Linked DNA regions of Homo sapiens: region 1 is linked to region 2. A link is a loop called in an ENCODE intact Hi-C map of the cell type or tissue named here. Cell type or tissue: Caco-2. All regions are shown on one strand.

Region 1 (8,000 bases), 160 kb before region 2:
TATGCTAGACTGCCACTGACCATAGATTTGCAGCAGGGAAGAGGGGAGAAAAGGAAAGAGAAGAGAAGATAGCTTGATATTACGCAGGACTGCATGGGGATACCACCATGAGAGAGGACAGCTATGGGACAGTTCCAAGTAGGGCACTTTGCAGTCAGATGTCTGAGTTCAAATACCAACTCTAGCCTCTACTAGCTGTGTGACAATGAGCAAGTTTACTTGACTCCTCAAATTCTCATTTTTCCTTTTTTGGATTATGCGGAAGGGTTATTGTGGGTATTGACTGAGATAAAGGATGTGGCAAGGTGGCTCAGTGAGTCTCAAATGGTATTGTTTGGTAAAGAAGTTGGGGGCTTTACAGTGACAACTTCAGTTTCCCCAAAAGATAGCCTCCAAATAATTCACTCTGTGTTCCCAAATGAAAAGAGTTTATTTCTCTATGGTTGACGATGAATCCTGACCAACCTCTCCATGTCCCTGAACATGGTTAATTATGCCCACGTTTCCCAGTGTGGCACACCCATGCATTTTATTCAAGAGGAGAGAGGAGCTCAGACCATGGGATTCTTTCCTACTTGCTCTCCCCCAGGACAGGATCTCCAGAATAGAGATCAGCCGGGGAACAGACCAAAATAGAACATTCCGGCTGCTACATTGACTATAATACAACATGAAAATCATAAGTGATATAGACATGGGTTACATGTAGTGATAAGTGCCACTGAAGATACGTTTCCTTATTGTTCAGTTTTACATCCCCTCTCCCCTTTTTTGGTTATTTTATGGTGCTACGAAATTGTCCTGCCTTAGAGCCCATCTCTCTTTTCAAGCGTTCTGTTTTGCCACAGCCTGGTTCACTCGTTTTTGTTTTTCTTTTAGAGACAGAGTCTTACTCTGTTGTCCAGGCTGCAGTGCAGTGGTGTGGTCATAGTTCACTGTAATCTAACATTTCTGGGCTCAAGCAATCCTGCCTGAACAGCAGGGACTACAGGTGCACAGCACCCACCCCCAGCTAATTTTTAGATTTTGTAGAGACAGAGTCTCACTTTTTTGCCCAGGCTGGTCTCAAACTCCTGGCCTGAAGCAGTCCTTCCACCTTGGCCCCCCAAAGTGTTTGGACTGCAGGCTTGAGCCAGCCCGTGCCTGGCTGGCTCACTCTTAAGCTGTCGCTCAGGTCTGAGGTTTATCAACAGCGCTTGTATTAATACCTTTGGTGAGTTAGAACAGCTCACTGAGACAAAAGGCTTCTGGATTCCTTAGCAGGTATTAGAAGTTTCACTAGCATCTGTTTTGAGAACTGATCATTCTTAGTGTTTGCATGGCTAAAGAAACCCTTATAAGTGTGAACTATGACTTAGGACTTAAGTTGATTATTTGAAAACATGAGTTCTTTGATTTTCAAATGCTATTACTTCCCTTCAAATGTGGCCTTTAAAGAATTCCAATCTTAACTGAGAAGACTCTTTGCCTGGTGTATACATTCAGCTATCAACCCTGAAGGAAAAGTATAAGTTGAATATTTCATATGAGTTTCATTAGGGTATATAAAGAAATACAAAGACAACGGGCCAGGTGCGGTGGCTCACGCCTGTAATCTCAGCGTTTTGAGAGGCCAAGGCGGGCAGATCACCTGAGGTCAGGAGTTCGAGACCAGCGTGACCAACAAGGAAAAACCCCATCTCTACTAAAAATACAAAATTGGCCAGGTATAATGGCACACGCCTGTAATCCCAGCTACTCAGGAGGCGGAGGCAGGAGAATCGCTTGACCCGGGAGACAGAGGTTGTGGTGGGCCAAGATTGCACCATTGTACTCCAGCCTGGGCAACAAGAGTGAAACTCCATCTCAAAACAAAAACAAAAAAACAATGATAGAAGCTGGAGATTTTGAAGGGAAAGCATGAGTTCTGCTGAAACACACAGATCAGTTTAAAGCTGTTGTAGAATGTACTGTGTAATATGAAATACTGTTAGTGGTTTTTTTTCCCTAGTTTCCATCTTTATTGCCAAATCCTCTCAAGTTTTGCGTAGTTCATTGATTCTGTAGCAAGTCATTCTAGTTCCCTAGAATGTGGTTTCTAATTGTTTCCATGTTTCATAACATGCCAATAAGCACACGAATTGGTCTGGGCAACCACATGGAAGGAGGAAACTGTTTGGAAAAAATGAAGCATTTTGTAGGGAAAGTAAAATGTATACAGCTGGGATTTCCACTCCAAGGATATTATTTTTGATGACTGGGGCACATGATTGGCAGCCTTGCTTGCAGAATTGGCATCTCCGAGGTAGGATTCATCTGCTTTTTTAAGTAAGTGTATATTAAATTATTATTTAGTGTGTGAGTGTTCACCTTTTTCCCTTCATCTATCTTCTCTTGACTGTTTCTCTCCTACTCTGTCTCCCATCTTGAAATACAGAACACAGAGAGAATGCATCAACCTCATGCTTAGAAAATTCTTGAGTAACCCTGATTAGTATTAGCAGTTGAAAGGCTTAGTCAGGGTTAGAATATATCTGACTTTTACTTCACCTCACCAGCTTGCCTTCATTCCTTGCCCATAGTAGAGACTCAATGTTTATCTTGTCTTGCAAGCTTTATAGTGGGGGTTGATTCACTTAAAGAGCTGTTTGTAAATGTACTTAGCGTTATAAATGTTGGAGATGGGGAGTGAAATTTTGACACTTAACAAATCAGTCATGATTTTTATTGTAATCCAATGTGGGCTGTGCCAATTAGTAGTGAAAATATAGGGCTAGAAATGAAGAATCCTAATTCTTGGTTTCCAAGCTATCTTAAGTCCCATTTTCTGTTTCCAAATAGGGAATCATACAAACCAGATGATGCCATATATTAGTAAAGCAGATCAAATGTTTTGTGCATCGTGACTTGAGTTCTATCTTAGGCCAAAGAATGGGAAAATTCCTGCCCTACTAAATTTTGTGGTTTGTGCTAATGAATGCAGGTTAGATGCTGTCAGGGCCAAAGAGACTGGGCTGGTGTTAACTTCACTTTGTTAACAGTTTAGGGAACTTGACATTTGGCTGGTGGAACACTTCTGACCTAATGACCACTCACTCCTCCTCCTATGTCTTCCCCAGTCCTTGAATGTCACCTTAGTAAACTTACCCTAGCACAAAGTGAAGGTGAGGTGGAGACATTCACATTTTGTTCTATGGCTAAAAGGGCAATTCTGAGCATGAAGCAGTAGAAAAAGAGATTGTGCTCAAACATTTTCTTCTTTTCCTATAAAACAAAGCTTGAGATTCTTTTCAGATTGTGAGATCCTTTTGGGTTAAAATTTGACAGAATCCCATTGAAGATTATAAATGGCAGTGCTATTGTTTTCATTGCTGTTATCAGTTTTGGAAAGTCCAGCCTTGGCCAGTGGCAGACTAATTCTTGGCCCTTCTGGTTTGTCAAGGTTCGGTAAGTTTAATGGAGAGCAAATGCTTTCCAAATGCCAGGTTTGTGTCCTTTTCCAAATGGAACTGGAAGCGCCAAAGGCCGTGAACATTTAATTTCTCAAACTGCAGCCTAAAGTGCTGCCTATCTAGGGCAACAGAAACTGCTTTTTTCCTTAAGCAACTTTAGGACCAGCAGCACAAACATTGCCTTTGGAGTCTGCATGATGTATGGGATTGTTTTTGAAAGTGGTGGATACTTAATGTAAATAGGACGCTGGCAACAAAAAGAATGATGCTCATGTTGGCAATCTAAAGGATGTTGGGGTCCTTATCTAGAAAGTTCTACACTTTTGGTTTTCTCTTGTCAGCAGACACAGCGTCAGATAAAAGAGAAAGAATCCCACCAATTTCTTGCTGTTTGTTAGCTTTCTGGATTATCTACCTTCTTTCCCCACCCCACCTGCTCTACTTAGAAAGGCAGCTGACAGATTCTGGCTCAAAGCATTCCTCTTAAAGCCAGTTAGAGTCCTGATGACCTGAGTAAAGAGCTGGAATGGGAGGAGGAGATGCAACTTTGCTCCTGATGACTTTGTACAAAGCCTCTCTCATTCTCTGCATTCATGTCTGTGGTTCTCCTGTGCTGGATTAGGTCTCATTTCTAAAGTTTTCAGAAGTATGTGTTAATCTCTGTTTACTAGTGTTTAGGGTCCAATGTTTGGTTTTTCTCTGTTCTTTATCAGCAGAATGTCTGGAAAGGCTGATGTTCAACTGGTAAATACCCAACATAGTTGTACTGGTTGTTAAAATATTGAACTGCATTGATGCTGGCTGGTACCTATAAATTATATTTTTATTGAAACATTGAGTCATCTAATGATACTGTTTGGAAGAGGTGACACTGGAGTCAAAGGCAACTGCTGGGCAGACCAAGGCAGAAGCAGAGGTGGCTGTAGGGCTATGTGGGGCACCCAGGTGATCCTCAGGAGTGATTAGGTCTGAGGTGGATACTCTGAGGACCCACCTCATGTGGGAAGAGCTGATATCAAAGTGCTACTTGGCCACGAGAAAGAGGCACCTCACACAGTTCTGCTCTGGTTAGGACAAAGTGCCAGAAACTTGAGACTTAATGACTTTCAGTTTAATGGGGGAAGTCATTGGAAAAGTTTACGGCAGCTCCCTATGTCAACTTCTGGCAGACACATCAAACAAAAGGGAATAACTTTTTTAAAGTTAATAAGCAGTTTAGAAAGTGTGCGAATGGTTCAATGAACTGGTAGGCAATTTTATGACATGTAATTTGGTTTATTTTGAGAATAATATTTTTCAACTTTATGGCTGTATATATGAAAAGCTGCACTGGTGGTCAAATGCTTTAATATCACTCTCATTTCAAATATTGTAGTGCCTCTTTGTCCTCCACTAAATAGTGATTAGTAAAGATATAATAAAATGGGGGAATACACAAACCAGACTGACTGCCAGTTGGGAATAGATATAGCCAAATATTGATTGAGTGCAGAGAACTACACTGTTGTTAAAAGAGAATCACTGAGATGCTCTCTGTCCTTATCGTGGAAAATCAAGTATTCAATCTGGTCTTAAAAATTTCCAGAATAGTTACTATAACCTGTAGAAATAAATAGTTCAGCATTTATTTTTTCTGCCCACTAAAATTAATGAAATTTATCTAAAACTTTCCTTTATTATAGTCTCCCTCATTAAATGGGTATTGACAAAAGGGTACCAACATTTCCTTACTCCCAAAAATAACTGTGACTTGTGTTATCTAATGTTAGCCTGTTTGTCCATTCCTTACAGGATACTAATGCTTGAACAACCACTCTGCCCAAACTTACTAGGTACGAATTTAGAGTCACTTTTAGCAATAGTTATGGTATCCCACGTATCATTTATTGCCTCTTCTAAGTCCTTCTTTGGCTAAATAATCTCGTGGCAAATACGTTTTGGATTAGCAATGCTAGAACCCTTTCAAGGTATCAGTTTGTTACAGTTGGAATTCTGATGCCTTGCCATGTTGCCATGCTCAGTAAGTCTTTATTAAATTGAGATGAGGAGGTTTTGTTTTCAGAAAGTGGTAGACAATTTAAAAATAAGCCAATCTAGTTAATTGATTATAAAGTTGGCTACCGCTCATTAAGTGCCTACAATATGCTGAGCACTCCCAAGGTAAGCCATATGGGAGTAAAAATAGCCTAGAACGAGAGCCCTTCTCCCAAAGCATGTTCAGCAGACCTAATGGATCAGCTCCTACCAGATATTTGCAATGACAAGAGTTTTAAAAATAAATTTAAATATGTTTTATTATTCCATCAACTTGATTTTGATAGTTTGTCATGAAAAAGGTAAAATAAATTAATTCCATTGCATAAATTTAGCAATGGTCACCCTGTTCTTTCCGTAATTATAGAAAAATGAAAGCTCCACTTAAGGGTAATAACTTTGTGATAATGAAAAGAAATGCCTCCCGCAAATTTAGCCAAAAATCTGAACTGTCTCAGTTTAAGCTTCAAGTAAAGTTACTGGGTGATGTTTCTAAACCACAGCCTGAGTGACAAGTTCTGCTGTTCTTCTTTTCCACCTCTGAGTTGAACACATACTCTTTTCAGAAGACATTGGGGCCCACATAGATGAAGAGAATTGTTTGGAATCTCAGAACCACCTATTTGAAGAACAAGGAGGTTTAGAAACACCCCACTTAGTCAGTAAGGCTAATGGATTGAGGGCAGGGACTGGGTCTTATGTCACCTTGATGCCCCACAACTGCTAACACCTTGCTTTGCACCTAGAAAATCCTAAATCAGTATCTGCTGAAATTAATAACATGTTCTTTTTTTTCACATTTAGACTGATTTAGGTAATTTATAACAACAACCCCCCACACACAAAAATCCAGAATGTCATCAAACTGATAACCAATGATAGCTAGTGTTTGTTGAATGCCTGTTTGTGCCAGCCATTTGGGTTAAGTGTTTTAGGGGCATCACTTCAATCCCCACAATAGCTCTGTAATGCTGGAGACACTGTTCCCATTTCACAGATGAGGCGGCCAGACTTTGGTCCTGGAAACAGAGAAACAATTTTCCAGGCATCCAGGGAGACTCTGCCTGACCTTCCATGAATCAGTCCTAGAGGCCGCTTGTATCCATTCTAAATCAAATAGAAAAAGGCAAAAAACCGTATTCGTATTCAGTAGCTCCTGCCTTCTAGTTCTTATGTACTCAAAGGGAGCTGCCTTCATTTCTCATCTCACAATCAGCTTTATGTGTGAAGCCTAACAAATAGTAACTCTCTCTAGAAATACCTTATGATATTTTCTCTTAAGAAGACCGAGTAGGGGAAGGAAAGTTGTCAAAGGAAAACATTTTAAGAGAGGAAAATGGAGATAGTTCATTTATACTGGCTAATGAGGAAAGAAAAAATATCTCTATTGTTCTCCTTTTTCTTTCTCACTACATTTCATACTTGCTCCCTAATGCTGAAATCAGAAATCATATGTTTAGCATATGGCAAAAAAGGAGACTTAAAATAATATTTGTCAGTAACTCTAAGCCCTTAAATTCAGCCCTCCAAAATCAGATGAAGGTGTGCAGGCTACTCAGAGAATGAGATCGAGAAAGGAAGTACTGAGGTGCTTACCAGCAAAGGGAAAAATGTATTGCTGTCACTATTCAGATAAGCTCAGGAAAAGCTTCTAATCCCACTGCTGAGGCCATGTGTGTGCATTTCCACATACGTTAGGATATTTATTTTTCATAAGGTCCTTTTGAGAAATATTTCCTGAGAGAAAATGGTAATATTTAGACATATCCGCTTTAAAAAATTGCCTCTGATTTTTGCAGTTGAGTTTGAAATGTTTATTTTTCTTTTGGTAAATACTAAAAATGCATTGTTCAAAAGCAACTTTTTTCTTCTTTTAGCTAGAAATTTTCACAGCGTTTACTCCTTACAGTAATGCTTCCTGGTATTTTTTTTCTAAAGGGGTCAGAGTCTAAGCCAATAATAGTTGCAGTTTGAAACTTATTACTAGAAATGTAAGGATTAGTATAATTTTAGTTCTTCCTGCATCTTAGGAATGGAGAAGATTTGTAGATGGAGAGTCATTTTTCCAAAAGTTGTATGAAGGTTGCCTTCTCATTCTTTCCTTCATCTCCTTTTCTTACCTCACTAGAAGGTCTAAATGTAATCGAGTCCCAGTTTTAAAATATAATTATATTGAATTTGGTTCAGTGCATTGAACTGGCTGTATAGATCATTTTGTTGCATTAATGTGCTGTTTTTGTGCATATCATAGTGATATTTGTCCTTAGGGATTTCATTAGTTTATTTTAAACCGAAAGGGTTGCTCTCCAGCTGAGACTGTTAAATGATGAATTTGAGTTTCTCTCTTGAATCTTCAACTCAACCCATTGTTGGCATCTTCTTGAATATTACAATATGAGGCCTCCAGAGTTCCTCTTGTCCTCTGCTGGGAGACATCCACCTGACATCTATTTCATGGTTTAAAACAAAGCCTTTGGCATAATTTTTGTTAATTTTTTTTTTCTCATCTATATCATGACTGCTGAAGTAGTGTTG
Region 2 (8,000 bases):
ATGGGGATTTATTGAAGAATCAGGTCATTTTATATGCAAAACTTTTTTACAAGTTATTTTAATGATTGATTTTCAGGTGATTGATTTGTTATTGACATAGACAATCTGAGATTAACATTAAGATTGCTAAAATATGAACAAAAAACCAGAACAATAAACAGTGGATTAGCTTCTCTTTATAAGGGACTTTTGCCATGTAGACATGGAAAAGTGTACAATAAATCAGTAGATTTAAGTGCTGCAATTTACTGGAACTGAGTCCAACCCGGGAGAGTAAACCCAAGGTCCTCTTTGCTTTTTCATTTGTTATCAAAGCAGTTATTGCAGCAGGAAATTCAAAGAAATGACATTCATTTAAGGGTAGGAGAGAAAGTCACACAAAAGCAAAGAACAAAAAACAAACAAACGAAAGTAAAAGAATCAAGTTTCATAGCTATTGGAAAAAGATACACTATGAACCTTCTAAAATCTAGGGCTCACAGAAACATACCACATCCATATTCAACATTCCGATAAACACATTAGATCCTTAGGCATCCTTTAAAGACCCATATGTTTGGTGCAATTGCATCAAACATAGATAAATTTCCAAGGCCTGAGAATGTTTCACTTATTTTATTTAAGGAAGTAACCTGCTTAAGCAATAAGACCCTCTTCAAAAACCCCCTTCTAACCAAGAATGGCCTGGAGCTCATGCTGCCCACCCATAGCAAATGCGTCGTAAATGAATGGAAGCTGTTACACTGTAGAAGACTGACTCTAAAATAATAAAAATTACTTATCCTTAAAGAGGATTAAACATATCCTCAAACTAGAAAACTTAAGACAGCTGAAATTCTGTACATTTGCATGCACACATTTAAGCAATGACAGTTAACCAAAATGCAAACTATCAGAAACACATCACTGAGCAACCTAGGGATTTCACTGTCAGCTACAATGCTGCAGTGGGAACCTTATATTACATGCCACCCTGTCTTGACTCTGCTTCTCCTAAGTCCTTCACCAGGCAGTAGCAATTCCCCAGGAGAGTGCTAGCTGTTTTCTTTTGGAAATACACAATAATGATGCATGATTATAGGTTAGACTTACATTCTTGAGATGCCCCTCCCCACATATATATCATAATGAGTTTGAATTATTCTTCAAAATATATAATCAAACAAGTCCCTCTGTATGCAAGGTTTGTATCACCAACTTTACAACTATATGAATTACAATGAAATGAGTAACAGTAGGTGGGGAAGGGTACTGGGTTCTAACCCATTTTCTTAATCTGTGGGTTAATCATCATAGCTAGGGTAATTCTAGCTAATCTTAAAAAGGTCTAAGTTTAAATGACTGCATCGTTGAGGTGTTGAGCACGGGTGGCCATTGTAGTCTATGTGCCCGTGGTGTTTTGCTTGAGGACCCTTGGTTTGCTGAAGGAGGAAGATGGAATGGGAGCTAGGACATTTGGAGGGGCTAGATAGAAGCAGGGACTTGGTATGGGACAAAGCAGCATCTTTTCTCTCAGGCCTCATGGACTGTGGAGTTTTCATTTCTTGTAAGCATTTGCCCTGATGGGAGCATGCGCTTTAGCTCTGACATCATTTTCAAGAAAGAGAAGGGCAAACTGGCACCAAATAGCTACAGAAAAAGGGAGGGGAATCTGTCCTTTTTTTTTTTTTTTTTTGAGCCTGTCACCCAGGCTGGAGTACAGTGTCGTGATTTTGGCTCACTGCAACCTCTGCCTCCCGGGTTCAAGCGATTCTCCTGCCTCAGCCTCCCAAGTAGCTGGGACTACAGGTGTGTGCCACTACGCCTGGCTAATTTTTTGTATTTTTAGTAGAGACAGAGTTTCACCATGTTAGCCAGGATGCTGTTGATCTCCTGACCTCGTGATCCTCCCGCCTTGGCCTCCCAAAGTGCTGGGATTACAGGTGTGAGCCACTGTGCCTGGCCGAGTCTGTCCTTTTAAGTATAGAACAGAACAGGACACCACTTTGGGGCTCCAAGGACTGGTGGCTTCCTATTGCTTTTCCTTCTCAGAGAGTGAGAAAGATGTAACCATTTGACATTGTGGTAATTAATGTTTGGAGTCTTAGCCTGCCTTCCCAAGGCCCAATGAGGTGGAGTGTTATTTCTGCCCCTTAATTGGGAGGCAGGAGGAGGCCCCATGGACATATGTTTTGTTCATGCCCGTGGCCTCACCAGAAGTCTCCTGGCTGACAGCCACAGGACACAGTTCACCATGCATCAAGCATGAGTCTTTTCACAGGTTGGCAGGAGAGCAAGCTAGAGCTGCATTTCCTGGCCTCAGAAATTCCTCCTAGTACATATTTAAGTTTCCTTGATTTATTCCCCATATGGTCCATGTGGTTAACCACGGTTTTATTTTTTCTTAATAGCAGTAAAGAGAGACTCATCATGACCCTTCCTCAGGCTCATCACTCGCTCAGACCTATAATTTATTAGGAACATCCTCTGTGGGGAAGAACAGCTCAGCTATTTGGTAACAGGATATGGAGCATATGCACAGTGTGCGCTGTGCTGTTTAGGGCCAGATGACAGCTCAGGTAAGTCAGTGAGGCAAGTGAGAATCTGTCTTCCATCCTGATCCACTAAACAGGCCAGGTAGGGCCCAGGCTAGGTCAAGAGGGGGCCAAGTCCTCCTTCTTTGCATACCTTCAGTGCTGTCTGGAGGGCCTCATGGAAATGGCATAGACATTTAAGCAAGGTGGACTTCTGTCTGATTTCAGGACTCTACTGCAGTGGTTCCCGACTAGGGTCTTTTGGTCCCCCAGGAAACATTTGGCATTGTCTAGAGACATGTGTGATTGTTATGATCTGGGAGGTGCTACTGGGAGGAGGCCAAAGAGCATTAAACCTCCTGCAATGCACAGGACAGCCCTTCTCCCCTTGCAACAAAGAATTATCTGTCTCAGAAGGTCAGGACTGCTGAAGTTGGGAAATCCCATCTTGCTGGTTGATACTAGTTTCTTTGTCTCTTCTAAGAGAAGAGCTAAGTATTGATCCTAGTTATAGGATTGTCATAAAGATAAAGTAAAAAGAAATGAGTACAAAATATCTGTACTAGGTACAGTACTAAGATAATTCCTGTCCCCTTCCCCCTTCCTCTTCTCCTGGTATCCTAGTGTCTACATGCTCTCTACTTGCACTTGCCCTCTGCTCCCCAGTACAAATCTGTTTTCAACTCAGTTTAGGCTAAGTTATGTTAAGTTATTCTAAATTATTCCAAGGTAACAAAAAACAAAACCCCAAATCTCAGGGGCTTGTACCAACCAATGTTGGTTTCTCACTTCTGTGACTGCCTCTCAGGGTTGGCTCCAGCTCTTCAATCAGGCTCAGGCTAAAACAGTACCCTTTGTCTGGGACATTGTGATGTCAGATGAAAAAAGAGAGGGGCAAAACTACATGCCGGTTTTTAAAACTTTTACACAAATGTGTCCTGTGGTGTCTCACACCTGTAATCCCAGCACTGTGGGAGGCTGAGGTGGGTGGATCACTTGAGGTCCAGAGTTCGAGACCAGCCTGGCCAACATGGTGAAACCCTGTCTCTACCAAAAAAAAAAAAAAAAACACAAAAATTAGCTGGGCGTGGCAGTGCATGCCTGTAATTCCAGCTTCTCAGGAGGCTGAGGCAGGAGAATCGCTTGGACTGGGAGGCAGAGGTTGCAGTGAGCCAAGATCACACAACTGCACTCCAGTCTGGGCAACAGAGTGAGACTCTGTCTCAAAAAAAAAAAAAAAAAAAAAAAAAAAAAGGCCAGGCTCGGTGGTTCATGCCTGTAATCCCAGCACTTTGGGAGGCCGAGGTGGGTGGATCATGAGATCAGGAGATCGAGACCATCCTGGCTAACATGGTGAAACCCCGTCTCTACTAAAAACATACAAAAAAATTAGCCGGGTGTGGTGGCGGGTGCCTGTAGTCCCAGCTACTCGGGAGGCTGAGACAGGAGAATGGCGTGAACCCGGGAGGCAGAGCTTGCATTGAGTGGAGTTGGCACCACTGTACTCCAGCCTGGGTGACAGTGCAAGATTCCATCTCAAAAAAAAAAGTGTCCTGCATTACTGTTTTCATGGCTTCCTATTCACCTCATTTTTTCTTTCTTTCTCTTTCTTTCTCTCTCTTTCTCTCTCCTTCCTTCCTTCCTTTTTTCTTTTCTTCTTTCTTTCCTTCTTTCTTTTTCTCTTTTTTTCTTTCTCCTTTCCTTTCCTCCCCTCCTCCCTTTCTCTCTCTCTCTCTCTCTCTCTTCTTTCTTTCTTGCTTGCTTGCAGTTTTGCCCTTGTCACCCAGGCTGGAGTGCAATGGGTGATTTCGGCTCACTGCAACCTCCTCCTCCCGGGTTCAAGGTTTTATCCTGCCTAAGCCTCCAAATAAGCCTCCCAAATAGCTGGGATTACAGGCCCCCACCACCACAACCGGCTAATTTTTATATTTTTAGTTGAGATGGGGTTTCACCATGTTGGCCAGGCTGGTCTCAAATTCTCGATCTCAGGTGATCCACTTACCTGGGCCTCCCAAAGTGCTGGGATTACAGGTGTGAGCCACCATGCCCAGCCCACCTCATTTTCATCTTCCCTCCCTAGGGTCATGGAGATGGCAGGATACACAACACCTGACACTGGACAGATGAGATTGACAGCAGTTTGTTGGTTATACTCACAGCCTGGAGTAGAGGACACTGCACATGATGGAGGGCCACCTGGGGGTTGTACTTGGGAATGGAGTGGATAAGCAAAGGCAGGGAGAGGCAGATAGTGTAGTGTCCAGAGGATGAGGTGCCCCTTCATTCACACAGGAGGAAGTGATTGACTTGTTTGAATAATTTCACAGGGTAGCAAGCAATGAAACCTGTTATTCAGGGAAACACAGGTCTGTCTGTGTTCCCTTTGATAAGAAGTGTTGTTTGGTTTGAGCACCTTATCTGTGGGAGCAGAGAGGGGAGAGGAGCTGGGGATTAAGCCTTTTGAAGCCCTACTGATTTTACCAGATGTCAGGACAGTGCATAATACTGAGTCTTAATTTTAGACCCTAAACCCCAATCACTTCTGCTTACATTTTCTCAGCCCACATTAGTCACATGGAAAATTGAATTCAGTGACAGAGAGTAACTTAAAGATCATTTATCATTTTAAGCCAGTGGTTTCCAAACTTCCATTTCTGCTCACGGACACTTTTGTTCAGTAGGATTTTATCTAAACATCATTGTTAACAACAACAACGATGGTATCAACAAAATCGGATCTACAAGGCTTGAAGCAGGATTAGTGTCTGGGCATCCTGCTGTCATCTCATCCACTGATATAACCTGACTGCATGTTTCACACATGAGAAAATTGAGGCCCAGAGAGCAGCAAGTGACTTAATGAGTTATACAGTAGAATTCAAATCTTCTCTTGTGACTGTATATTTCTAAGCCAGAAATAACACATCCCGTGGTGAAAAAATATAGGATAAAAAAAAGAGGGCAATGGATTCTAAAAGAGCATCTAATATAGCAGAGGAGGGGGCAAAGGAAGAGAGTTGGGAGGAAGTAGAAGAGGGAAGGTGGGAGTAGTTATGAAGAGGAGAGGAAAGGAAGCGGAAAAGGCAAGCTGGAGCCGCAAGGCCAGTCCAAGTGTATGTTATGCTGATCACTCCCACATCCCTTTGTCCAGCCAGAGCCCTGAGCTTCAGACTTGTAAATCCAACTCCTCAGTCAGCATCTGTACTTGAAGTCTGATAGGCTTTCCATTCCAGGACAGAACTCTTGATTTTCTACCCTCCCCCACCCTGCTTCTCCTTAGTCTTCCTGACCTCGTTAGGTAGGTTGTACCATCAACCCAGGGTCTCCAACCAAATGTATGTGTTAATCATTGACTCTTCTCTTTCTCTTACTTCCTAGAGCCACTCCATTAGCAAGACTCATTGTTTCACCTTTGACTATTTCCAGAATCTGAGCCATTTTCTCCAAGTCTACAACCTCCACCCTGTTCTAAAGCCTGGCAATGTCCTCTTGTCTCATCTCTCTGCTTTCCATTTTCCTCGCAGCAACCTGAGTAATCATTATAGAACATAAACATATCATATCATATGAACATAAACATATAGAACATAAACATATCATATCATAGAACATAAACATATCATAAACATATCACTTATCTGACTGAAACTCTCTAAATCCCCATCTGTACATAGAATAAAGTCTCAACTCTTTATCAAGACCTCCAGGCCCCACTTTGTTGGGCCCCCGCCCATCTCTCCTAGTCGATGCTGTTCCTAGACAGTGCTATTCCTAGAACATCCCAAGATTGTATTATTGTATAGGCTCAGCCCATAGATTCTTATGAGGCCTTACTCTTGTCATTCATTCATTCATTCAACTAATATTTACTCAGGTTCAAAAAATATAGCAGACAGTATCTTCAGCACTGGAATTGTCATATAAAATGTCTCCTCCTCAGAAAGGCCTTTCCTGAAACTTGTCATCATTTATCTTTCTTACTTTTTTTCCCTTATCTTGTTTTTAAAAACTTATTGTTATTATTGAACTTATTATTACATAAAATTGCATCACTTTTTAAAAACTTTTTTTTCAATAGAATGTATATTCTTCAACTATAAAATATGCTCCAGGAGCATAAAATAATCCAATCTTGAGCAACTCACCAACAGGGAAGAGAAGGGTTTCAATATTTTAATTATGTTCAAATATGTCACTATTAGCAGATGAAATGTGTAGGTTTGAGATATCAGAAAATAATGGTGATATTGTTGATTATTAAGGAGTAGGGAACAGGAGTTAATTTATTGAGGTAGGCAATTTATTACTTGCCATACTCTATTTCTTGTGCAGGCTCATAAAAGGAATTAAGTAATCAAAATTTAAGGAAATACAAAAAAAGACATTGAAGTAACTCCTCAGTGTCCTTGGACCAGTAGCTGGGGAATGGTGGTTTACTCCACTGGTCTTTAGACCTAGCTGCAAATCAGAATCTTTTGAGGATGAAATTCACTGGCCCCATCCCTGGAGATTCTGATTCTCTAAGGCTGGGATGGACCTTAGGAATCTCAGTGTTTTAAAGAAACTTTGCCAGGGCATTCTGATGGTCAGCCTCACCTGGAAACCACTGAGCAAGTAACTTGGACATCCTATATGTTTTTACTAGGCTAACAAAGTATTTGAATAAAGTGGCCAAATGGGTTGCTTTGGCTTGGAGGTTGAACATTGTTGATGTGGAACTTCCATTTCTTTCCCCATGGCCACATACTAAACCTTGAATTCAGTGCTACAAAGAATCCCTAGGTTAGTTAGATTCATGAAGAAAAAGTGAAATCTTTGATTATATCTATCTTGTGAACGTTTGCCTTTTTTTCAGAATAACTTTAGAAGCTGGAACACTGGTTCATTTGATTATACTCAGAGATGTTCCAGGAACAATTGCCATGATTAAATACATCTAATGGATTTAAGAATCCTATGAGGAAATAAGACAAAACTCTCATGCTAGTCTTTTTTAACTGGGAGTTTATTCTCCACTGGGAGGAAAGACAAATGCAAGACAGAATTCTTTAGCCTACAGCATGCTAGTTTTTGTTGTCCTAAACTCTTTCATCCCCCAGTAGCATTTGCTGATTATATTTATAAGGTACAAGTAATTTTGAACTCACAGCACATTTGAGAAGTAAACCTAATGAGCATGTAAACAGCCAATTGCAGTGTCAGGGAAACTTACTCAATACATTTCCAATCCTTAAAACTAAAGTTTTCTGAACTATGGATTGGCAAAACAGTATAAGGATTTAGTTTTAAGGGGCTGGATGAAAAGTTTATATTACTGTAAAATGGACAGAAATAAAAATTTTTCTAAAGTTACCTAGACATTTTATTTGAAGCCATGTTATTCAAAAGCTGCACTTATAAATCCAGAACATGACCACGAATCTAGGTGCAATGGGGTGGGAGTTTAATTACAAAAAGTCCTCTTTGACAATGTATTGATATACTAAG

Evidence for each region. A loop is a pair of places that touch in the nucleus more often than their neighbours do. Peaks named below come from ENCODE experiments on the same cell type or tissue, not always from the same donor. Only the 100,000 strongest peaks of a DNase experiment are listed, where the experiment ranks them.
Region 1: a loop joins it to region 2, with 3 times the contacts of the local background. A loop is called at or near these places in 2 of 110 quality-filtered maps.

Annotation. Positions count from the first base shown.
Region 1 is chr9:8,378,392-8,386,391 of GRCh38, reverse strand. All of the region lies in intron 37 of PTPRD (protein tyrosine phosphatase receptor type D), which reads left to right. Among named protein-coding and RNA genes, the nearest start is that of PTPRD-AS1, 480 kb to the left of the region's middle. In Caco-2, no CTCF peak of the experiment used is centred here; DNase peaks (open chromatin) are centred at 3,411, 3,931 and 4,391.
Region 2 is chr9:8,218,963-8,226,962 of GRCh38, reverse strand. No RefSeq gene overlaps it. Among named protein-coding and RNA genes, the nearest start is that of DMAC1, 420 kb to the right of the region's middle. RefSeq lists a silencer at 2,840-3,134. In Caco-2, no CTCF peak of the experiment used is centred here; no DNase peak of the experiment used is centred here.